3 separate regions of the Homo sapiens genome follow, and all the other regions are linked to region 1. A link is a loop called in an ENCODE intact Hi-C map of the cell type or tissue named here. Cell type or tissue: heart left ventricle. All regions are shown on one strand.

What was found. A loop is a pair of places that touch in the nucleus more often than their neighbours do. Peaks named below come from ENCODE experiments on the same cell type or tissue, not always from the same donor. Only the 100,000 strongest peaks of a DNase experiment are listed, where the experiment ranks them.
Region 2: a loop joins it to region 1, with 2.7 times the contacts of the local background. A loop is called at or near these places in 4 of 110 quality-filtered maps.
Region 3: a loop joins it to region 1, with 3.0 times the contacts of the local background. A loop is called at or near these places in 4 of 110 quality-filtered maps.

What each region holds. Positions count from the first base shown.
Region 1 is chr16:23,178,562-23,186,561 of GRCh38, forward strand. It overlaps SCNN1G (sodium channel epithelial 1 subunit gamma), which reads left to right and starts at 4,184. Exons shown (of 13, transcript NM_001039.4): 1 at 4,184-4,252; 2 at 7,667-8,000. The coding sequence starts at 7,711. RefSeq lists a silencer at 3,906-4,155 and enhancers at 7,191-7,692, 7,693-8,000. In heart left ventricle, CTCF peaks have their summits at 3,997 (motif pointing right) and 4,197; DNase peaks (open chromatin) are centred at 3,980, 4,400 and 4,800; H3K4me3 peaks cover 1,139 bases; H3K27me3 peaks cover 4,459 bases.
Region 2 is chr16:23,320,715-23,328,714 of GRCh38, forward strand. All of the region lies in intron 1 of SCNN1B (sodium channel epithelial 1 subunit beta), which reads left to right. Among named protein-coding and RNA genes, the nearest start is that of SCNN1B, 22 kb to the left of the region's middle. In heart left ventricle, no CTCF peak of the experiment used is centred here; a DNase peak (open chromatin) is centred at 4,217.
Region 3 is chr16:23,395,729-23,403,728 of GRCh38, forward strand. COG7 (component of oligomeric golgi complex 7) reads right to left here. Exons shown (of 17, transcript NM_153603.4): 13 at 7,966-8,000; 14 at 2,318-2,401. Among named protein-coding and RNA genes, the nearest start is that of COG7, 53 kb to the right of the region's middle. RefSeq lists an enhancer at 3,391-4,314. In heart left ventricle, a CTCF peak has its summit at 3,480; a DNase peak (open chromatin) is centred at 3,406; H3K27ac peaks cover 401 bases.

The DNA of each region.
Region 1 (8,000 bases):
AGATAAGCTGATTTGCTAGAGCCAGAGATGGGGGTCAACCTAAGTTGAACCACATGAATGAGGATGGGGGGTGTGGATAGGATTGAATGGTTCTCCAAAGGAAATTCAGGGATGTCTCTAGAATAAAAAGAATGGATATTGGCAGAAAAACAAGCAAATGGCTTCTACACCATTGCTCTCGACAAGCAAGTCTAAAATCTTAGTATTTAGGGGGCAATGTAAGTCTCATCTATATTGCTTTTTCCTAAGTGGACCAGAAGTGTTTTTTTGAAAACAAAGGGAAATGTTGGTTCACTTGTTTTAAGGTTTCTTCCTCACTTACAGCCACATGATCTGAGAATTTCCCATTTACCAGTAGTGGTGAATCTCTTCAGTCATATTTGTTTTACCCATTCCTACCCTCACAGTGTTAGCTGATTGGACCAGGAATGAATACACCTGAGCCAAAGAAACTAGCTCATTGGCAGGCCAGTGGCCAATCAAATTTATCTTCAGGACTCATGAGACTAAGACAGGCTTTGAAAATTCAAGAAAGCCCACAAAATCCTCTGCCAGGCGCACTGACTTACACCTGTAATCCCAGCACTTTGAGAGGCCAATGCGGGTGGACTGCTTGAGCCCAGGAGTTCGAAACCAGCCTGGGCAATATAGAAAGACCTCCATCTCTACAAAACCCACAAAATGTATCTGGGTGTGGCAGTGCATGCCTATGTTCCCAGCTACTCTGGAGGCTGAGGGGGAAGTATCACTTGGGCCCAGGAGGTGGAGGTTGCAGTGAGCCGAGATCGCACCACTGCACTCCAGCCTGGGTGACAAAGCCAGACCCTGTCTCAAGTAAAAATAAAAATAAAAAAAGACCACAAAATCCTCCTCCTGAGAGATCCAGACCTTTCCTGGTTCCCATTCTCCTGAGACCCTCTGTGTTTCTTTGGATTCTGTAAAGGAGCCCTGCCTGCATCCATTTAATAATTTATTGATTCTGCTTGAGCTAATTTGAGTCTGTTTCTGTTGCCTGAAACCAAATGACTTTGCTAAGGCTAGGTTCGGTCATAGTCATATGCAAGGATGGCACGGAGGCCAGTGAAGGTGAAGCAGAATATGCGAGTGTGAGTAGGAAGAGACGAGGGCAGAGGGACAACAGGGTCAGATGATGGAGGGCCTTGCAGATGACCATAAGGATTTTGGCTTTCATTATAAATGAAGCAAGAAGCCACTGAATGGGTTTAAATAGAGAAATGGCATGATCTAACCTTAATTCAATAAGAATCTCTTTGACTGGCTTATTGACAAGAGGCTGTGGAGGGCAGAATTAGCAAGATTAGTGAGGAGCCTATGGCAATGATTCGGGTGAGAGACAATGATCAATTAGAGCATGGTGGTGGCCCCAGAGGTGGGGAGAAGTAGATTCTAGGTATATTTTATAAATCTGAACACTGATGCTTCAAGAAGGAGAGGACGTTGCCTATGGTCTTATGATGACAGGAGTGGTTTAGAGGCAATACCACTCTGTACTGAAGAATCAGATGGTGTTGGTCATAGGAGTGTACACATTTACCAAAACTCCTTGACTTGTACATTTTGGGCCAGGTGCAGTGGCTCATGCCTGCAATCATAACACTTTGAGAGGCCAAGGCAGGCAAATTTCTTGAGGCCAGGAGTTCAAGACCAGCCTGGGCAACATAGTGAAATTCCATCTCCACAAAAATAAAAAATTAGCCAGGCATGGTGGCACAGACCTCTAGTCCTAGCTACTATTTTGTAATCTGAGGCAGGAGGATTGCTTGAGCCCAGGAGTTGGAGGCTGCAGTGAGCTATGATCACACCACTGCATTCCACCCTGGGTGACAGAGCAAAACCTTGCCTCAAAAACAAACAAACAAAAAAATTGTGCGTTTCACTGTATATAAATTTTAACTTGAATCTAGCCTAATTCCATGCCTATAATGCCAGCACTTTGGGAGGCTGAGATGGGTAGATCCCTTGAACTCGGGAGTTCAAGACCAGCCTTGCAAACATGGTGAAACCCCTTCTCTACCAAAAAAAAAAAAAAAAAAAAATTAGTTGGGTATCGGTGGCATGCACCTGGGGTCCCAGCTACTTGGGAGGCTGAGGTGGGAGGATCCTTGGAGCCACAGGAAGTTGAGACTGCAGTAAGCCATGATCATGCCACTACATTCCAGCCTGGGTGACAGAGCAAGACCCTGTCTCAAAATAAATAAATAAATAAATAATTTAAAAGACAAAAAGAAGAAAAAGCTGGCTTTATTTTGCAGTGAGAATATAACTGTGTATTGTCATTCAAAACAAACATAGAATTTGAACAGTGTGTGTTTCAAAATCCCATTATATATGTATGTGTATATATATAAAACTAATATGTGTGTGTGGACACACACACATACACACACACCAAATAATAACCAAACTGTTAGCCATGCTTATTTGGGGAGGGGGGGGCACAGTTTATTGTTTTAATTCTTTGCAATGAGCATATATTGTTAGAAGAAGCAGCTGAGATTTTTTAGAGGATTTTCTTTAAATTTCTCTCCAATAATGCTGGACCTGTTTCCATCCACCTGGGCAAACCGCCCTTGGACCAGCAACCAAGGCATCTCCTAGGAATTTGGAAATTCGGACTCTTAAGACCCACTCCACCCCTATCGAGTCAGAATCTGCATTTTAACAACATCCATAGGTGATTGTAACCACATTCAAATCTGAGAAGCTCTAGGTAAGAACAGATCCTTTCCTCTCTCTGGGCTTCAGTTTCTCCCCGGCACAAAGGGGCTGTGTCTCTATGGTCCCTCCCAATTGCAGTTTTCTAATCTCGTTTCTTGTAGTTATCTGAGTCCCTATAAAAAGGCAGCTGAAGCTAGGAAAGGTGGCTTACCTCTGTAATTCCAGCTATTTGAGACGCTGAAGTGGGAGGCTCGCTTGAGCCCAGTAGTTGGCAGCTACAGTGAGCTATGATTGCAGCACTGCACTCCAGCCAAGGTGACAGAGGCAGACCCTGTTAAAAAAAGAAAGAGAGAAATAGAGGAAAGAAAGAAAGAAAAAGAAAGAAAGAAAGAAAGAAAGGAAGAAAGAAAAAGGAGGGAGGGAGGGAGGAAGGAAGGAAGGGAGAGAGAGAAAGAAGAAAGAGGGAGGAAGGAAGGAAGGAAGGCAAGCAAGCAAGAAAGAGAAAGGAAGGAAGGAAGGAAGGAAGGAAGGAAGGAAGGAAGGAAGGAAGGAAGGAAGGTGGGCGGGCGGGAAGGCAGGCAGGCAGGCAAGGAAGGAAGGAGGAAAGAAAGGAAAGAAAGAGAGAAAGAGAAAGAAGGACAGGCCAGGCGCGGTGGCTCACACCTGTAATCCCAGCACTTTGGGAGGCCAAGACGCGTGGATCACCTGAGGTCAGTAGTTTGAGACCAGCCTGGCCAACATGGTGAAACCGCGTCTCTACTAAAAACACAAAAATTAATCCGGGCATGGTGGCGCGCGCCTGTAACCCCAGCTACTTGGGAGGCTGAGGCAGGAGAATTGCTTGAACCCGGGAGGCGGAGGTTGTAGTGAGCTGAGATAGCGTCATTGCACTCCAGACTGGGCGACAGAGCGAGACTCCGTCAAAAAAAAAAAAAAAGAAGGAAAGAGGAAAAGAAAGAAGAAGGAAGGAGGAAATAACGAAAGAAAGAGAAAGAAGCAGCTGAAAAGGTCAAAGGATGAGTGGCCTGGCTGAACAGCCCCTGCTGCCTACAGCCGGACGCTGGTGGGCACTGAAGCTGCAGGTCTGGAGGGAGTCCGAGGAGCGAGGCTGCGTGGGATTACTGCTGGTGCTAGGGCAGGCACCTGCCATCTGGACGGGAGTGGAAGGAAGTCGCGGGGCAGTAATAGGGGGCAGCAGGCGCTTTGAGGCGCCTTGGGGTAAGTGCCGCAGAGACCCAGCGGGAATGCAGGATGGCAGGGCGGCCTCGGGGCGGCAGCAGGCACTGCGCGGTGGCCCAGGAAGACGCAGCGCGGCCGGGCTGGGGCGCAGGGCGGCTTCGGGGCGCCAGGGGGCGTTGTGAAGTCGTGGCCCGCTCCGGGCGGTCTCAGGTGCCTGGCGGCCTGGGGAAAGCACCTGGGCAGGTGGGGGCGGGGCCTGGGGAGGCGGGTCCCTAGGGGGCGGGGCCTGGCCGGCCCACAAGAGCCCGCGGTGGCGCTGCCAGGGGATGCTAGCCCGAGAGCGAGCAGAGGAGCAGCGCACCCGCACGAGCCTTGGACCCTTTGGAACCGAAAGGTGAGTTCAGCCGGGTTGGGTCGGACCAGCTCGGGGGTTCTGGGCACTGGAGCGGATGCCGGGCGCCAGGGCGTCGGACGCCGTCAGCGCGGTGGGTGGCCGAGCCAGCATCAGCCGGTGGCGGCTTCCCGGTGCCCGGGATGCTGGGACACCTTGCCCGGGCGGTAGCGGCCAGCTCTCCCGGGTCTACCCACGCCGTGGCCCGGAGCACGAAGCCAGTCGAGAGCCACTCAGAGTCCGGGGGTCTGGGGGTCCCGGGCCACACCTGGCCTCTTTTCTCCGCCCAGCGCCTGTTCAGCCCCCTTCCCTGCCGGGGTGAGTCGCGTGGACCTGTCCGCTACTGTTCCTTCTACCCTCTGGAATGCTTTCTCCGGGGTGACTTGGTGCAGAAAGAAGCAAACACTTGAAGTGGGCTGGTTGGATTCGCTCCAGCGCCTTCAGCCGGCGCTCCCCCGGGGCAGACGTGGCTTCCGCCACAGGACAGCGCCCGCTCGCTCCGCGCAGGGAGGGCAGGGCTGCGGGGTCGCTCGGCAGGAGCTCGGGTCAGGGCCCTGAGGTTGAGTTCAAGTGATTTCTGCACAGGACTCGCCCTTCGGGACGGGCACTGATCGGGAACTCTCCGGTCCAGCGAACCCAACGCTAGACTTGGGGCAAATCTCTCATCCCTCTCCAAGCTTTGGGGTCCTGCACTGTGGGATGGGGGACAGGCAAAGTCGGTGGTAGGTGAGGAGGGGGTGCACGGAGCCGCTGCGATGAGCCAGGGCCCTGGAATTCTAAAGAATCCTTCAAATCCTTTCTACCTGTGTGGTCTTGGGCAAATTACCTAACCTCTGTGCCTCAGTTTCCTTCTCTGTGAAATGGGCCAAGTAATAGCACCTCATATAACTGTAGTGAGGATTAAATCAGGTAGTGTGTGAAAAGGACTGAGTGGGATGCCTGGGAGTACAGAAAGGGATCAATAAGTGATAGCTGCCATTATTGCTGCTTTCCCTGCTGCTGTTATTATTATTAATGATTGAAGAGCAGCCTAGTTAGTCGTTAAAGGGACTCCTAGGTGCAAATCCCAGCTCAGCCACTTTCTAGTGTGACCTTGGGCAAGCTACTTAACCTGTCAGCGTCTGTTTCATTTGTACAATGGAGGTGGTTGTGATACCTACCTCAGACGATTATCGTGAAAATTAAATGAGGTGACAGCTGCAAAGTACTTAGAAGAGTAAGTGCTGGGTATCAGCTAGTAATTCTTCCACCAAGGGTATCACATTGGCTCAGGCTGCATAATCTAATGGTAGCTACAGTCTTGTTTTGCTTTGAAGTTGAAATATTATTTATATGAATATTTTATCTGTTTTGCAAAGAGCAAGATCAGTTCCCTTCCTTCACTTGGGGGCTCCTCTGACATTGTCGACTGATCCATTGGGGTCAAGGTCGGTTCTGGGGAAGGGGCTGATGGGGCAGAGGTACCCCTGAGAGCTGGGGATAGGAGCTTCCAGAATCACAGCTTCTGTTGAACATTCACAGAGGAGGGCTGCAGTTTTATTTGACAAGCAATTGAACCTGGACCTAGATTTTAAAAACAAACTCTCGCTAATTTTTTTCTTTCTTTCCTTCTTCTTTATTTCATTTTTTATTTTTTTGGATTGTAGTGAGGGAGGAGGTAAGGATAGGCAATATTTTAAGTGATAAAAAAATAAATTATATTCCTCTTGCCCAGAGGCTACTAGCATCATTTTGATGGTGTTCTTCATCCCAGCAAAATCATATCAATCTATGGAGGGTTTAGAGCAGTTTGTCTGCTCTGGACATCTCACCTCCATGCCCAGCACTCCATTTCCTTTCCATCTGAGGCCTTAAACCCACTAGCATCATAAGCTTGGAAGCCTCCTAGCTTTGCCCCAGCTTCCAATTTTAGCCCATATTTCATGGGTTCAGGGTGGGAAAAAAAGACATAACTCTGCAGGTTCCGAATACTGCCTAAAAATCTTGATGGGGCACATCGAAGTCACAGACATGGGTCCTCTCTGGTCCTGGGGACCACCCTGTATGCCCTAGGATATGTCCTAATTTGCCTTTGTCACTGTAGAAGGCATAGGACGACACAGTTTTCATATATCCCCCACCCCCAATACTAGTGCTCACAAGTCTTGGGAAGTGGTCATGTGCACTGTTCAGAGTTTGGAAATTAAATAGCTGTGTTCCTTCTCTTTCCTCCTACCTTTAGTTCTTGGTATTGTTAATTAACTCCCTGCACCCAGCGTACTACCAGGCCCCTCAAAGGCGTATGCCATAGCGGTGAAGGCTGCAGGGTTCCATCCAGCTCCTCCACTAACCAGCTGCATCATCTTACACAAGATATTCAACCTCTCTGAGCCCATTTTTCTCCTCTGTAACATGGATATAATAATAGCATGCCTACTTCATGGAATTATTGAAACACAAAAGGAAATATATGTAGGCTATGTGTATATTTATAGAGAGAGACAAATTTACTTATGAGACTAATGAGACTATATATTATAAACATGAAATGAGTTTTTATGTAGTATATTAGTTCATTTCTAAAATTATTTCTCATTGTAAAGTTTGTATAGTTGAGATGCATCGTGCACATTGATGAATGTGATAATTTGCCTTCCAATACTGGTACTCTCCCCCAAAGCTGTTATTAAATCAAGGGCATTCTCTAAATTAATGGTATCTTAGAATCAAGGAAATATGGCACAATGCCTGGCAAACACTAAGTGGCCAATAGTTGCAGGTTATTGTTACATCAGGTGATCTAGAAACATTAAGAGCTTGACTGTAAAGAGAAGAAACAAAAGAGAAATCGTTTCACTTATAATAAAGCCTCAGAGAAAAGGCTGGGGAAAATGCAGCCAGGAACATGATCTAAGGTGGCTGCCGGGAAATTTTCTTGGCAGATTTCATCTGTCAGTTACAATCTGCCGAGCACTGCTCTGTGCCAGACACTGTGCTAGGAACCAGGGGGCATAATGAGATAGGAATGCTGCCCTTGAGGAAGGCGGGCTACTGGAGGTGATAAGGCACGGGTACCCCTGCCTGATAAGAGAGCTGATGGGGCTGCTTCCAGAGTTCCTGCCCAGGAACCCGGGGAAAGGTCCTGCAGCCTGTCCAGCCAGCGCTTCGCAGGTTGCACCTCACCCAGCCCCCGCACGGCTAGGCCTGGGGGCCGTAAGAGAAGTAGGCAGCTTCTCTGGCAGCTGTGGTGGCCAAAAACAAACGTCCCGTGGAAAAGGGGCCAAGGATTCAGAATGCAAAGTGCCTAAGCCACAGAGGAACAGAGGAAGGAGGTCTCTAAGGGCGCATGGACTGGTGTTTCCCAGACTGTGGTCTCCAGGGACACACTAGCCGGCTAGTGCCTGCCAGCTCACCTGCTTCTCTTCTTTGCCCCTCCAGCACGCCCGTCCTCAGAGTCCCGTCCTCAAAGTCCCATCCTCGCCATGGCACCCGGAGAGAAGATCAAAGCCAAAATCAAGAAGAATCTGCCCGTGACGGGCCCTCAGGCGCCGACCATTAAAGAGCTGATGCGGTGGTACTGCCTCAACACCAACACCCATGGCTGTCGCCGCATCGTGGTGTCCCGCGGCCGTCTGCGCCGCCTCCTCTGGATCGGGTTCACACTGACTGCCGTGGCCCTCATCCTCTGGCAGTGCGCCCTCCTCGTCTTCTCCTTCTATACTGTCTCAGTTTCCATCAAAGTCCACTTCCGGAAGCTGGATTTTCCTGCAGT
Region 2 (8,000 bases), 140 kb after region 1:
CCTCTATACAAACAAATTTGAGCCCCAGGTATGAAGTCGTGGGTAGGCCCTGGCCTTCAGCTTCAGGCCTGGAGCCCCAGGGATGGGAGGGGAAGGCCACACCCCCACAGAGAGCTGTGGCTGCTGCAGCCTCAGGGACGGGGCAGGGCCCTCTCTTGGGTCAGGCTGGGCCCAGAGCCATCTCCTCAACTGCCTTGAACAAGAATGACCACCTAAGCCCCAGCCGGTTTCCCAGAGTCCTTGAACTTGAGAGTGGTGGTGGCCGGATCTAGATGAGTGAGCTTAAGGAGATCAGAGATTATGAATTGCTGAATTCTCTTCCTGGACTTTATTTTATTTTATTTTTTTGAGACAGAGTCTCGCTCTGTCGCCCAGACTGGAGTGCAGTGGTATGATAGCCGACTGCAACCTCCGTCTCCTGGGTTCAAGTGATTATTCTGCCTCAGCCTCCTAAGTAGCTGGGACTACAGGGGTGTGCCACCATGGCCAGCTAATTTTTGAATTTTTAGTACAGACTGGGTTTCACCATGTTGGCCAGGCTGATCTCGAACTCTTACCCTCAAGTGATCCACCTGCCTCAGCCTCCCGAAGTGCTGTGATTACAGGCATGAGCCACAACGCCTGGCCTCCTTCCTGGACTCTCAACAGCATCATCTGCTTGCCTCTGGCTGGGGCTCCCTGTTCCTCTGAAGGCCCCGCCTGTGAGTGGGGGTGTGAGCAGGGCTGGTGTCTGCTGTCCATCCCAGGCAGGGCCATCAAGTCCCATAGGACAAGACAGCACACAGAGCCTGGACCCTGGGAAAGGCAGGGGTATTAGGAGGCTTGGACAGGCCTTCAGGCAAACCCTTGCTCTCTGCTCTCCAGCAGAGTGACCTTGGGCAGCTGTCTATGCTGCAGAGGCAATGACCCCCCGGAGCATTGACTCAAGGATTAAATGAGATGATGGCTTAAAGTGCCATGACAGTTCCTGGCACGTTAGGTACTCCGCGGACGGTGGCTGCTATCATCAGCGTAATAATAGATATTGGACAGACGCAGTGCCTAACACTTGTAATCCCAGCGCTTTGGGAGTCCGAAGCAAGAGAATCGCTTGAGTCCAGGAGTTTGAGATCACCCTAGACAACATGGCAAAACCCTGCCTCTACAGAAAAAATACAATAATTAGCTGGGCATGGTGGTGTGCACCTATAGTCCCAGCTACTCAGGAAGCTAAGGTGGAAGGATCGCTTGAGCCCGGGAGGCAAACGTTGCAGTGAGCTAAGATAGCACCACTGTACTCTGGCCTGGGTGACAGAGTGAGACCCTGTCTCAAATAATAATAATAGATATTAATTATGATGATTTAGTTATGTAAACTGCCCCGACACAAACTCTCTCCCATTCCCTTGGAGCCTTCCAGATACAACAGTTTTTGTTTGTTTGTTTGTTTTATGCCTGAAAAGAACCTATTTGGCTGCAACTGTATTCATTCCCGTATTAAGCCCACATTTAAGTGCCTACAGTGCCAGCCATTGATCTAGGTCAGCACTATCCAACATACATACAACACAAGCCACAGATCGGAATGGCATAAGCAATTTAAAATTTTTTTCATTTTCTCTTTTGAGACAAGGTCTCACTCTATCACCTAGGCTAGAGTGCAGTGACATGATCACGGGTCACTGCAGCCTCGACCTCCCGGGTTCCAGCGATCCTTCCACCTCAGCTCCCGAGTAGCTGGGACTATAGGTGCACACCACCATGCTTGGCTAATTTTTTTTTTTAATTTATATGTTTTGTAGGGACAGGGTCTTGCTATGTTGCCCAGACTAATCTTGAATTCCTGGCCTCAAGTGATCCTCCTGCCTGGGCCTCCCAAAGTGCTGGCATTACAGGCGTGAGCCACTATGCCCAGTCCAGCAATGTAAAATTGTCATAGCCACATTTTAAAAAGTAAAAATAAACAGATCAAACTAATTTTATTAATATATTTCATTGAACCCATATATCCAAAATATTACTTCAACATATAATCAATATTAAAGATGATTTGTGAGTTTTTAAATGCTCAATATGTCTTTTAAAATACTTAATTGTGGAAAATACATGTGTATAGCAAAATTTACACTGTGATCATTTTTACGTGTGCAGTTCAGTGGTCTTAACTCCATCCACATTATTGGTCCTCAGAAAATATTCTGAGGGCTGGGCACGGTGGCTCACGCCTGTAATCTGTAACCCAGCACTTTGGGAGGCCGAGGTGGGCAGATCACCTGAGGTCAGGGTTTCGAGACCAGCCTGGCCAACATGGTGAAATCCCATCTCTACTAAAAATACAAAAAAAAAAAAAATTAGCTCGGCATCACCATGGGCGCATGCCTGTAATCCCAGCTACTTGGGAGGCTGAGACAGAAGAACCACTTGAACCTGGGAGGCAGAGGTTGCAGTGAGCTGAGATCACAGCACTGCACTCCAGCCTGGGTGACAGGAGTGAAACTCCATCTCAATAAAAAAAAAAAAACTGGGGCTACGGAGGAGGGAGGATGACCTCCATTCACAGAGGACTTCTTGGAGGAGGTGGCACTGGAGCTGCACCTAGAAAAAGGTAGAGGATTTGTGGGTAGAGGTAAAGGTTTTGCACTCCAGGACTGAATAACAGCATGAGTGAAAGTGTGGTGGTGGGAATTCCCAGGGTACCCAAGGGCTCCAGCATGTGGTTGCATGGGTATATGCAAATAAGAAGCCTCTCATAGGCACTGATCTCTCTCCATGCCAGACACTGTGCTAGGTGCTTCATATTTACAATTTAATCTTCACATCAACTCAATGAACTCAGTACTATTTTCCCCTCATTTTACAGATGGGGAAACCAGGGCACAGAGAGGGTGAGTAAATTCCACAAGGTCACACAGTGAGTAAGTGACCCAACTGGGGTTTGAACCCAACTTCTTAACCACTACCCCATTGTAAAGGAAAGTGCAAGGAATTAAAGGAGACATCTAGGCTGGGACCAGGTTGCAAGGTGTCTTAGAAGCCAGCTAAGGGTTGAGGGGCCTTTATTCTATAGACACCAGTAGCCCTTGAAAGTTTCTGACAGGAGCATGACATAGACAGCTAAGCCTCAGGGAAGTGCAGGCCAAAGACTGAATCTTTCATTTACCAAGCTGGGAAATTCCCCTTCCAGCATCAGTCCTTTCTAAGGCAATTAAGTATCTAAACTCAGCAACCACCTACACATTTCATCCTTCTTTCTCCCTAATGAATTACAGTAGCCAACCTTCATTCAACAGGATGCTGAGAGCTTTATATGCATTTTAACCCTCACTGAAAACCAAACAAAAACGCAAGGAGGGAGGTACTATTGCTGGCCTCATTTGCAAATGAGACAACTGAGGCTCAGAGAGGTGATGCGATTTTGCCAAGATCACACAGCCACCCAGCCAGTAAGAGATGGGATGAAGATGCCACCCAAGTCTGTCTAACTCAAAAGCTCACTTTTTTTTTTTTTTTTTGAGACAGGGTCTTGCTCTGTTGTCCAGGGTGGAGTGCAGCGGTACAGTCATAGATCACTGCAGCCTGGAACTCCTGGGATCCAGCGAACCTCTCACCTCAGCCTCCCAAGTAGCTGGGACCACAGGCATGCACCACTTCACCCAACTAATTTCTTTTGTTTTTTGTTGTTGTTGCTTTTAGAGATGGTGGTCTCACTATATTGCCCAGGCTGGTCTGGAACTCCTGGCTTCAAGCAATCCTCCCACATCAGCCTCTCAAAGTGCTGGAATTACAGGCCTGAGCCACTGGCCCCTGGCACATTTTTAATAATAATAGGATCATTCCTGTTTCTCAAAGTGAAACAGAGAAAAAGAAACTATAGCTTGTCCTCCTACATAAGCCTCCAAACATTATCAGGTTGACCTTATTTTTCTGACTCTATTCTGGAATACCGCATTTTATTCCCAATGGAACAACCACCTCCCTTCTCCACCTCTACCCATCCTACCCCACCCCACACACACACGCCCCTGGCATCTTTCAAGGCTTGGCAGAAACTACCCTCTCCAAGTTGCCTCCAGCATTGGCAGGGAGGGAGCAGATGAAACTGACCACACTCTTCCCTGCTGGCTGTCAACACACACCACCCATCCTGGGCAAGTGGCCACTTCCATTTCTGGGGATGGGCTTAGGTGCTCACCATTGGCACCCCCCCAAGTCCTCTTTGTCCATTGGGACACAATGACATGGCTCCTGGCATGGGGCCTGGTGGGCAGGGTGTTTTCCTGTGTAATTGTACTCATACAGGGTAAAGCCCGGTGCAGCTGAGTGCTCTGGCAATAAGGAAAGCAAACACAGCAATAAGACTCTGTCAACAAGGGTATGGGAGAAAGGAGCCATCCAGGAAATGCAAGCTCTGGTGCAGCCACCTCCTCTGAAATCCCTCTTTGGTTCACTCCATCCCCAGCAGGACAGGTCCAGAAATTATGAAAAGAGTTGTCAGGCTGCTAGAGACCCAAGGCAGATTTTTCTAGTTGATTGAACGCTCTCCCTTTTGGTTGCTTTTATGTATTTTTCTTTTTTCTTTTTCTTTTTTTTGAGTCTGGAGTCTCACTTTGTCGCCCTGGCTGGAGTACGGTGGTGCGATCTCAGCTCATTGCAACCTCCGCCTCCCAGGTTCAAGTGACTCTCCTGCCTCAGCCTCCCGAGTTTTTGGGATTACCTTCCTGCACCACCATGCCCAGCTAATTTTTGCATTTTCAGTAGAGACGGGATTTCACCATGTTGGCCAGGCTGGTCTCAAACCTTTGACCTCAAGTGATCTGCTCACTTCAGCCTCCCAAAGTGCTGGGATTACAGGTATGAGCCACCGTGCCCAGCCTCTTTTTTGAATTTTTTTTTAAACTATAAAAGTAATACAATTTTGGAAAACAGGTACAAATATCAGAATGCAAGTTGAAATGCGCATCCGATCTTAACTTCTTATACAAACCCCTGTTCTGCCAAATAGTAGAAACTTAATTCCAACCCATCCAGCATCTCCCCAGATCCTTACACCAGGGTTGTACCTAAATTCAAGGAAGGAGGCTGGACATGGAGGCTCACATCTGTAATCTCAACACTTTGAGAGGTCGAGGCGGAAGGATTTCTTTAGACCATGAGTTTGAGACCAGCCTGGGCAACATAGTGAGACCCTGTCTCTAATAAATAAATAAATAAATAAATAAATAAATAAATATAAATAAAAGCCACACAGCTGTAGTCTCAGCTACTTAGCTACTCGGGAGACTGAGGTGGGAATATCTCTTGAGCCAGGGAGTTTGAGGCTGCAGTGAGCTATGATTGCACCACTGCACTCCAGCCTGGGCAACAGAGCAAGACCTTGTCTCTAAAATAAACAAAACAAAAAAATTCTTGGAAGCTTAACTTTTTTTTTTAAGTCTGTATTTCCTGCTTCCCTACAACTATCTTTGCCTAACAATAGATTTTTTCATATACTTAGAATCCTGGTTTTTTTCAAGCAGCATTCTATTATAAGCTTTTTTCCATTTTGCTATTAAAAATTATCTTCTCATTTATTACTTTTATGATGCAAGCAATATATGTTCATTGTAGGAAAGTTACAAAGCACAGATAAACTAAAACAATTTCTTAAAAATAACTCAAGATCCTGCTACCCAGAGATAATCATTATAAACGTTCTGGTTAATGCCATCTGTGTTATTTTTCCTATGCACATAGATGCATATAAACCCACATGGTTTTTTTGTTTTTTGTTTTGTTTCTTTGTTTGTTTTGAGACAGAGTCTCACTCTGTCACCCAGGCTGGAGTGCTGTGGTGTGATTTCGGCTCACTGCAAACTCTGCCTCCCAGGGTCAAGCAATTCTCCTGCCTTAGCCTCCCGAGTAGCTGGGATTATAGGTGTGCGCCACCATGCCCAGCTAATTTTTTTTGTATTTTTAGTAGAGACAGGGTTTCATCATGTTGGCCAGCCTGGTTTCAAACTCCTGGCCTCAAGTGATCCACCTGCCTCAGCCTCCCAAAGTGCTAGGATTACAGGTGTGAGCCACCACACTCAGTCATTATTTTTTATTTTTACAAATTTATGGGGAACAAATGCAGTTTTGCTACATGGATATACTGCCTAGTGGTGACGTCTGGGTTTTCAGTGTAACAGTGTACAGCGTACCCATTAGGTAATTCCTCATTCCTAACCCCTCTCCTACTCTCTCAAGTCTCCAGTGATTATTATGTTCTTTTATTGCTATTGCCCAGGCTGGAGTGCAGTGGTGCAATCATAGCTCACCACAGCCTCAAACTCCCAGACTCAAGCAATCTTCCCGCCTCAGCCTTCCAAGAAGCTGGGACTACAGGCATGCATCACTATGCTCAGCTAACGTTTTTATTTTTTGTAGAGGTGGGATCTCGCTATATTGCCCTGGATGGTCTCAAACTCCTGGCCTCAAGTGATCCTCCCACCTTGACCTCTCAAAGTGCTGGGATTACAGACAGGAGCCACCATGCCTGGCCTAACATAGTTTTTTTAAAAAAACAAAAATAATTGGCTGGGAATGGTGGCTCACGCCTGTAATCCCAGCACTTTGGGAGGCCAAGACAGGCAGATCACCTGAGGCCAGGAGTTCAAGATCAGCCTGGCCAACATGGTGAAACCTCCATCTCTACTAAGAATACAAAAATTAGCCAGGCATGGTGGTGCACGCCTGTAATCCCAGCTACTCAGGAGGCTGAAGCAGAGAGAATCACTTGAACCCAGGAGGTGGAGGTTGCAGTGAGCCAAGATTGCGCCATTGCACTCCAGCCTGGGAGGCAGAGCAAGACTCCATCTCAAAAATGATAATAATAATAATAATAACTAACCATTTTTCTTAATGGCTCCCCAATACCTCATTGTGTGCCTGTATCGTAGTTTGTGGAACCCTTCTGCTCTTGCATGTTTAAGGTTTCTTGCCATGAGTGTCTGTATCCATACAGAGAAGCTGGGCAGAGAGGATTTAGCCATCGCAAAATGTGGTCACCTCTCAAACCAAAATGTGGTGCTTGGCTAGCAGGTGAACAAGAAAATGACAAACCAGGAGCCCTTCTGGCCTCATGACAAGATGGGTCCTCCAAAGGCCAGATGTACACTTGTTTTTCCTTGAAAAGGACATTCACAAAGAAAAGAATAAACAGGAAGGTTTTCCTCACAGCTATGACCACATCTTCTGTCTTAGAGTTTGGGGTCTTCCGGATCAGTTGGCAAGACATGTGTCAGGCTGCTGGGATGGAGGCCTATATCATCCTAGAGCCAGCAGTGGAGAAACCCACAGAACAAGTCTTGTAAGGAAGCCGCCAAGCATGGCAGCTGGGGCCGAGGGGTCAGTAGGGCCAGTTGTCTTTAAGTCACAAGTGGGAAGGTGTTTTATCTAATCTGGTGAGTTTACAAGACAAGAAAGGATCTTTGCTGAATCTGTCACCCCACGCAGAGTGGCATGTGCAGATGGCTTTTAGATAGTGCACAGACAATTGCTTTTCATCTCATTAGTAATTATTTATGTTGAGGGGTATTAGAAAACATATATAATTAGTAGCATCCAACCTGTGATTTTGTGGACATTCTTGCTTAGGACAAAACTAAAGTAGATATTTAAGTAAAAAACAAGAGTGAGTCAACTTAAAGAAAGATATTAAGTAAATGATAGTATAATTGGTTCCCAGGGACAGCCCAGATCATGATGGGCACGAAGTCCATCCTTGTACATCTCAAAGTCAGCCCTTGTGCATTAAGTACTTAGTCCCTGAGAATAGAAAGACAGCCAGCAATCTTTCACTCCAATCTTTGGTCTGTCTTTGCTACAAGAGGCCTCTGTTTTCAGAGACAGCTTCTCAGAGCTTCTTAACAAGCATGAGCTGGACTCAAGAACCCAGGAGGTACTGGAAACAGGCAGTCAGCACAGATGCAACATCTGAGTTCCTAAAATTCGGAAGTGGGTCAGGTCAGTTTCAAACATGGAAGTCCTGTCCTGCAACA
Region 3 (8,000 bases), 220 kb after region 1:
TTAGCATCCCACCTGTGGGTATTTGTCTACTATTCTCACATATGCAATCAATATTTCTTGATATCCTGGTTGGGTTAACTCACTGACTTGGGAAAAATGAAAAGTTTTGAGGTCAGACAGACTTGGGTTGGAGTTTTGGCTCTATCACTGTGAGAACCTGGGCAACTTAATCTGTCAGGACCTCGGATCATCATCGCTGAAATGAGGATGACCTCATATTACTTCAAAAGGTTGTGGTGAGGGTAGAATTAATACGTGTGCTATGCACGTAAAGCAGCTGGCGTCCTAACAGAGCAGCCACTGGGTAAGTCGCTGCTTCCTCCCAGCCCCACTCCCACTGTGAAGGAGGGCTGCCACACCTGTCTCATGGACATGATCTGGCCCAGCCACTAAACAACCTGGCACTGTCTCTGCACACAGTACGTGTTCAATTAGGTGTTCCTTTCCTGGGTTCAGGTCATCAGCCTCCGTACAGCTCAGGAGGACAGCAGCAGGCAGGGAAGGGCCCGGGCCTGGAAACTCCTCCTAGCCCTCATTCCCTCTCTAGACCTCAGTTTCTTCAACTTTAGAATCAACTTGGTAGCCACTCAGGTCCCTTCCAGCACCATCATTTTCTGAATCAATTTAGACTGCAAGCATACTATCTCTGCTCTAAAATCAGATCATTCAGCCGGGCACAGTGACTCATGCCTGTAAACTCAGCACTTTGGGAGGCCAAGGTGGGCAGATCACTTCAGGTCAGGAGTTTGAGACCAGCCTGGTCAACATGACGAAACCCTGTATCTACTAAAAATAGAAAAATTAGCCAGGTGTGGTGGTGGGCGCCTGTAATCCCAGCTACTCGGAAGGCTGTAGCAGGAGAATCACTTGAATCTAGGAGGCCAAAGTTGCAGTGGGCCAAGATCGCGCCACTGCACTCCAGCCTGGGTGACAGAGGCTCCATCTCAAAAATAAATAAATAAATAAAAATAAAATCAGATTATTCCCATGGGTTGTAAAGACCAACCCACATCTTAACAGTTTCATCAGTAGAGGGTATCAGGTGCCCTGGGAAATAGAAGGGAAATGACTGTTGTTTTAGACTTGATACTGCCCCAAATGAACAGAGAGCAGAGAGCCAGCCACCTCACTGCCTGCCAGAGGGACTGCCATGCACTTCTTGCAATTATACAACATGTACTTTTTTCTTTTTTTTTCCTGAGGCAGGGGGTTGCTGTGTGGCCCAGGCAGGAGTGCAGTGGTGCAATCACAGCTCACTGCAGCGTCGACCTCCTGGGCTCAAGCGATTCTCCCACCTCAGCACCCCAAGTAGCTGGGACCACAGGACACACCACCATGCCTGGATAATTTTTTACTTTTTTGTAGAGGCGGGGTCCCCCTATGTTGCCCAGACTGGTTTCAAATTTTTGGGCTCAAGCAATTCTCTCGCCTCTACCTCCCAAAGTGCTGTGACTATAAGCATGAGCCACCATGCCCAGCCTAACATTTATAATACTTCTAAAATTCCTTTCTAGTCATTTTGGCAGAGTCACAACTTACACATAGGGGTTGGATTCTAAGGCAAGAGCGTAAGGCAGAAATCACCTTGAAAAGTCTCAGAAATCTCCCATTGTGTGAGGTGAGTGTGGTTTGGCACATATTACTCCTCTATAGTGTTTCTTGTGCGCACTGACATTTAAGAGCACCTGAGCTAGACTGCAGGAAGTAACGGAAGGAAAGGCCATGTGCAGGTGTCTGGGTGACTGTCAATTCCCAGGGGTGAATGGGGAGGGCAGCAAGGACTCCACGTGCCCCCATTCCCCTGCATGGTTTATTCTGTTCTCTTTTAATATTAAGCCTCTATAACTGCAATTCTTCTGAAGAGATTTGTTTGTTGCTATGAAGTTAAACATGAAAGCACTCCACACAGAGCCTGGCACATAGTAGGTGATCACTAAAAGCTGGCTGAATTTGAATTCACAACCACAAACACACACTACTCTTCTGAAAGTCACAGAGAAGAATTGGCCATCTGCCTCCTGTCTTCCCAAGTCAGAATTTCCCATTAGACTCTCAACTCTGACGCCCTCAGGTACTGGCCACATCTCATATAGGGAGAGATGGTGAAGGAGTGAGAATGTGCTGGGGTCTGGAATCGCCATGTGGCTCTGCTGATCTTCTTAAAGTCCAGGATCTGGGTGCAGACTACCCCAAAGCACAGGCTACCCAAAAGGGTCAGATAGCACCCATGGGGAAATGACTATAAGGGCAAGAATCAAAAGACAAGGAAGGTCTGAAAGACTTGGACCACCCTGGAGAAGCACACAGAAGCTCTTACGTTGCTGATGTACTCGAGAGGGGTGAGACTAAAGGCGGGCAGTTCATCTGTGAGGGTTTCTCCGATGCCAGCCGTATTCCAGCTCTAAGGGTGGAACGAGAGGACACAATCAGTACCTAGCAGCCAGGCAGCTGTGAAGACGCCACCCAGAAATACACAAGAAGAACATGGCCTTCCCTGGAGGCACTGTCTTTGGTTGGAGCTGACCGTTGGAGCCTCCACCACTCAGCAGGCAGGGGCTTCTCTTCTTTAAAGCTTCACCTGGAAGCCCGCCATACAGAAGGCAACGATTTCTCTCTCCGCATTCCTGCAGGTCCATGAAACAGGAACTGCCACATTGGCTGAACTGTGGGGTGGGAACTGATCCCTTTCATTTATCTCGCTGAGATTGTAACAGGAGAAAGTTGGATATTTTTGGTCCAAGTTTCTCTGCGTAGCGGGGCCACTGTGTAGAGAGGTGCTGGGTGCAGACAGCCTCACTACTTCGTGGGTCCTTAGCACCCTAAGGAGAACAGGGCACCCTGAGGTCCCCCACAGAGGCCACGTGTCAGTCTCTTATCTGGGAGGGAGACCTAGGAAGCCCCTCTGGCTGCAGGAAGAGCCAAGCCTCATCGGCAATACTGCTTTACCTCAACTAAAGCTGCTGCTTTATTTCTCACCACCTTCTGGATCTGTTTCTCAACTCATCAGAACTCAGAGGGATGGGGATGGGACGGCACTTCCAAACCCCAACAGCTGCCCCTCTGGCCTCTCTGTAGTCCCCCTGTGCGAGGAGAACCTCAGCACTAACACGTGTTTCTTGCCATTTGGAGTGGAAACATCTTCCGTGTTGTTGTGGAAGCCTTCCCAGCAGTTTATATAGAGTTGGGTAAAGGACCTGTGCACATGTGCTCACAGACTTCAGAGTGGCACACCTTCACACAAAAATCTCGCTTCTTACTTCCAACCTGAGCCACTCTAAAGCCAGCCCTGGAAAACAAGGCCCTTTCTGGCTGAACTCCGGGAGTGACTCCGGCGGTCATGTAGGAACTGCTGTCTGCAGCCACCTGATGTTGGATCCGGTTGCCTGATCCTTTAAGTAGCATTCCGGGAAAGGAATGACCATGTCCAACCCTGGGCTCCCAGCCCAGGCTCAGCCTCGGCAGCCCTCCCCGTGCTCTCTAGCGCCCACTTGATTCGGTCTTATTTTCTTTGATGTAAATGAGCTCTTTTCTTCCCCACCCCAGGTGCCCCCAACCCTTGTCCTACAGTTTTCTAGACTCTTTGTTCTTGCCTGCGAATGCTCTTTTGTCTCAAAAGAGCCTACATTTTTTCCAGCTAACTCCCAATCCAGCGAGAAGGAACACGCCAACCATCCACATTTACCAAGTACCCAGGATGTCGAGTGTCTTGTGCTAAGCTTTGCAGAGAAGAGACAAAGAAATGTAAGATTTGCTCCTTGCTCTCTAGAAGGGAGCTACTTGGGGAAGCAAGACCCCCTGACATACTCCCACCCTGTACACCCCCACACCTCCTATCCTGTTCTGGCCCCTCCCCTCTCCCCCCTGCAGACACATGAGTGCTGCCTCCCACTTCTAGAGCTCTCGGTGTCAGAGGCAAGGAGCAAGAAGAGCTCAGGGCGATTAGAGAAGCGGCTGGCCATAGGATGTATGCGGTACACAGAGGCAGACAGAGGCTGGAGGGAGAAGGCACAGCTTTAAACACCAGGCTAAGTAAAGCCTTTACCTTGAACAAGTAAATTGCAAGGGAAAAAGAAAGAGAGAGGAAACTTACCATTCAAAAATGACAAAAAAGACATCCCAATAAATCTCTACGTGCAGGATCCTGGATCCTAGATCCTGACTCAAAGGGTTAAAATAAATTATGCCATTTATAAAACAACTGGAAATTTGAACACTGATGACATTAGGAATTCCTTTTCTTTTTCTTTTTTAGGGTTGACTATGGTACTGTGATTATTTTTAGAGTCCTTCTATTTCAGATGAGGGGGTATGTATGAAACAGGATGGCTAGGAGTGGATCATGGTTGGAGCAGGTGATGAGTATATGGAGTTCCTTATACTCTTCTCCCTACTTCTGTGTATGCGTGAAAAGGTCCATAAGAAGTTGCTAAAAACAGACAATCAGACTAGCCCTGGGGAGGGTTTTGAATGAGGAGAGATAAAACCAAAACAATGCTTTGTGAAGGTGAATACAGCAGCTCTGCAGAAAATTGGGGTGGGGGGCAGATGAAAAGCTCAAAAACAGCTCAGAGATGATGAGAATCCCCTGTGGAAACAGGTGTGGGACACAGAGAAAAGGAAGGGACAGCAATCCTTGGTGGTTTGTCGGCAAAGAGGGGTGCAGCAAGGGAGCCCAGATGGTGACAGGCTGGGAAGCAGAGTGTGGGGAGAAGCAACGGCTTCCAGGAGACCAAGAGCAGGTAACAATGTGCAGGGCGAAGACAAGCACTGCTGCCATCCATCCCAGGGACTGCAGCCTGGAGGCCCCAGGAAAGGCCTCAAAGGGGAGGCAGGAGGAGCAGCCTCAAAACATGAACAGGCAGAGGAGAGAGGGAAAGAACAGCTGGAGTGGGAAAGAAGTTTGGAAGAAGCGCAAGACAGAGTGGCTTGAAATAGGAGGGTGCTTAAAAAGCAGCAGATGGCTGGCTGCGGTGGCTCATGCCTCTAATCCCAGCACTTTGAGAGGCTGAGGCGGGCGGATCACTTGAGCCCAGGAGTTTGAGACCAGCCTGGCCTACATGGTGAAACCCCATTTCTACTAAAAATACAAAAATTAGCCGGGTGTGGTGACGCTTGCCTGTAGTCCCAGATACTTGGGAGGCTGAGGCATGAGAAGTGTTTGAACCCAGGAGGCGGAGGTTGCAGTGAGTGGAGATCACACCACTGCACTCCAGCCTGGGCAACAGAGTGAGACTTTGTCTCAAAAAAAAAAGGGGGGGGGGAAAACAGCAGAGAATGTCACTTGAGGGCAATAGGGAAATGCTGCAGGTCATTTTTTAATTGTTCAAAATTTATTTAAAGTGTCCTTCAAATGGGCTTTTCTATCCATCTGTCACCAGGTAAAATAGGTAAACTTCAATAATCCATTTTGAAATCAAATATAGCGTTGGTTTGTAGTCTCGGAATATAAAAGGGCAATAGAATTTACCAGCAAATGCTGAAAACAAACATTTGATGACCAGGGTTTAATTTTCAAATCCTTAAGGCCAGAGTGTTTGCCTTGGTATTGTGTGCTGGCACCCTCGGAGTGCTCCTCCTAATCTCCAAAGCCACCTGCGCCCATTCCCAAGGGGCCACGGTGCTGTGGTGAAGCCGGAATGAGAAGGTAGGGCCAAGCACCCAGGAACTCCACCATCAATAATGAACTCTGGAATGCAGAAGTAGAGGGAAAAGGACGGGGGAAGCACCACCCCTGTTTAAATGTAGAACTAAGCTGGGAAGCACTGAGGTTTCAGAACAGAAGGTCAGTACCGTCAGCTTTGACAAAATAAAAATAATACAAACAACCCAATCTGCAGGTGAGGGAGGGGACAGGAGAGAGACAAAGAAAGCTAATCCTTTCGTTTTTCAATGGATCATATGTATCAGTATCTGTCTGCAATGGAAACAGGATTAACAAAAAGCAATGGCAACTCCAATCTCTTCATACTCATAATCTTTTTTTCATAACCTTGGAGAGAGCTTCTGGGGAATGAGTATCTTTCGTGGAGAAAAAAAAAAAATCTCGACCAGGCTTGGTGGCTCATGCCTGTAATCCCAGCACTTTGGGAGGCCGAGGTGGGTGAATCACTGGAGGTCTGGAGTTCAAGACCAGCCTGGGCAACCTGACGAAACCCCGTCTCTACCAAAAAATACAAAAATTAGCCTGGAGTGGTGGCAGGCGCCTATAGTCCCAGCTACTCGAGAAGCTGAGGCAGGAGGATCACTTGAACCCAGGCAGCAGAGGTTGTAGTGAGCCAAGATTGTGCCACTGCATTCCAGCCTGGGTGACAGAGTGAGACTCAGTCTCAAAAAAAGAGAAAAGAAAAGAAAAATGTCTCAAGTTCAATAATTCCTTTAGATTCATTTAGTGTCTCTTTTTTCTGGTTAAATTCAAATAAAATTATATTGTGCATATCTTGTTTTTCTTAAAAACAGCATTATAGTATAATTCCATTTCTTCCTATAGATCTATCCACTGATGCCCAATCAGCCTTTAACATGTATAGGCGTGCAGAAAGAGATGTCTGGGTTGCTGGACATCAAACTGCTGACGCTGATTATTTCTCAATGGTGGGATCTTGGAGGTATTTATTAGATTTTTTTTTTTTGTATTTTCTTGTATTGCTTGAGTTTCTAAAAATAAATACCTATACAATTTTTATTTTAAAAAAATCAAGTAAGTCATTCTTCTTAAAAATGAGAATCACAGAAAAGAAGAAAACTACCACTTATTACACATCTACTCTGTGGCCAGTGCTATGCTAAATTCTATCAATATACAAAATCTCACTTAATCCTCATCAATCTATATAAGAATTACTATATCCCCATCACACAGATGAGGAAACGGAGGCTCACGGAGGAAGGAATAACTCAGCCATGTGATGGCACCCGCCTCATTTCTGCTACAGCTCTCCTCCACTTTACGTCCCCTTCTGCGCTACAAATACAAAATCTGATTGAAATAGATCTCATGGCATTTTGCACAGAAAAATCATAAAGAGTGAAAATCACAAACTTCAAGGGTAGAAGGAACCTCACGATCATGTCGTTTAACTGAGCAATTTTACGGATGGGAATCCTGACTCCCAGTGAGGGGGTGAGGCCTGACTGAGACCATGCAGGAGCCCTGGACTCCCAGCCTTGCAGGCTTTCTAGAGGGTGGCAGAAAGGAGAGCACGTTTGATTTTGCCAGATGAGTTCTTGTCATTTTGTAAAAAGATCTCTTGGTTATTAAAGGCCCATAACTGGAATCCAAATGGCCCTGAAGGGTCAGTAAGATACATTAACCAGGGGGCTGTCCCGCCCAGTAATCCAAAAGGAAAGTAACAAGATCTGGAGCAGGGGAAAGACAGCAAGTAGAGAAAATAGAACAGGCAATGCCTTGAAAAATAATTCGGACAACCAGAAAAGAGAAGAGGGTGTGAGGAAAGGAAAGTGAGTCGATTCTAGAAACAGCCAAACAGAAAAGGTATCAAGGAAAGAAAGGAACAGAACCCTCCAAAGCCCCCTCAAAAACACAAGTTCAATTCTGATAAGGTACTCCCCTGAGTAAAGTTCCAGAACCAATTCTCCAGAAATGATTCGTGTGGTGTGAAAATAATTCAATCTCAAAAGACAATTAGCTCTTCTGACCTGGCCTAACCTACGAAGCTGCACATAATCTCTATTACTTCTCTGCTGCTCCAAATAGGGAAAGTTAATCAAGCAATTTTAATAATCCTGAGAACCGCCTGTGAATAAAGTATCAGAGTAACTACAATAAAGATAAGAAATTCATGCTAAGCAATGAGGTGAAATTGGAAAGTGGCTCTTTCCGGCTTGGGAAAGTTAAAGCGGGATCTTCCCAAAGCTCTTGGAACAGGGAGGGTTAAGCCCACACTCAGTATGCTTGAGTTGGAGGCAGGACCCGGGAAAAATTGATGTGGTCAGTGAGAAACTCACGTCCATCTTCGAAATAAGCAACAGCTGTTGTTTGA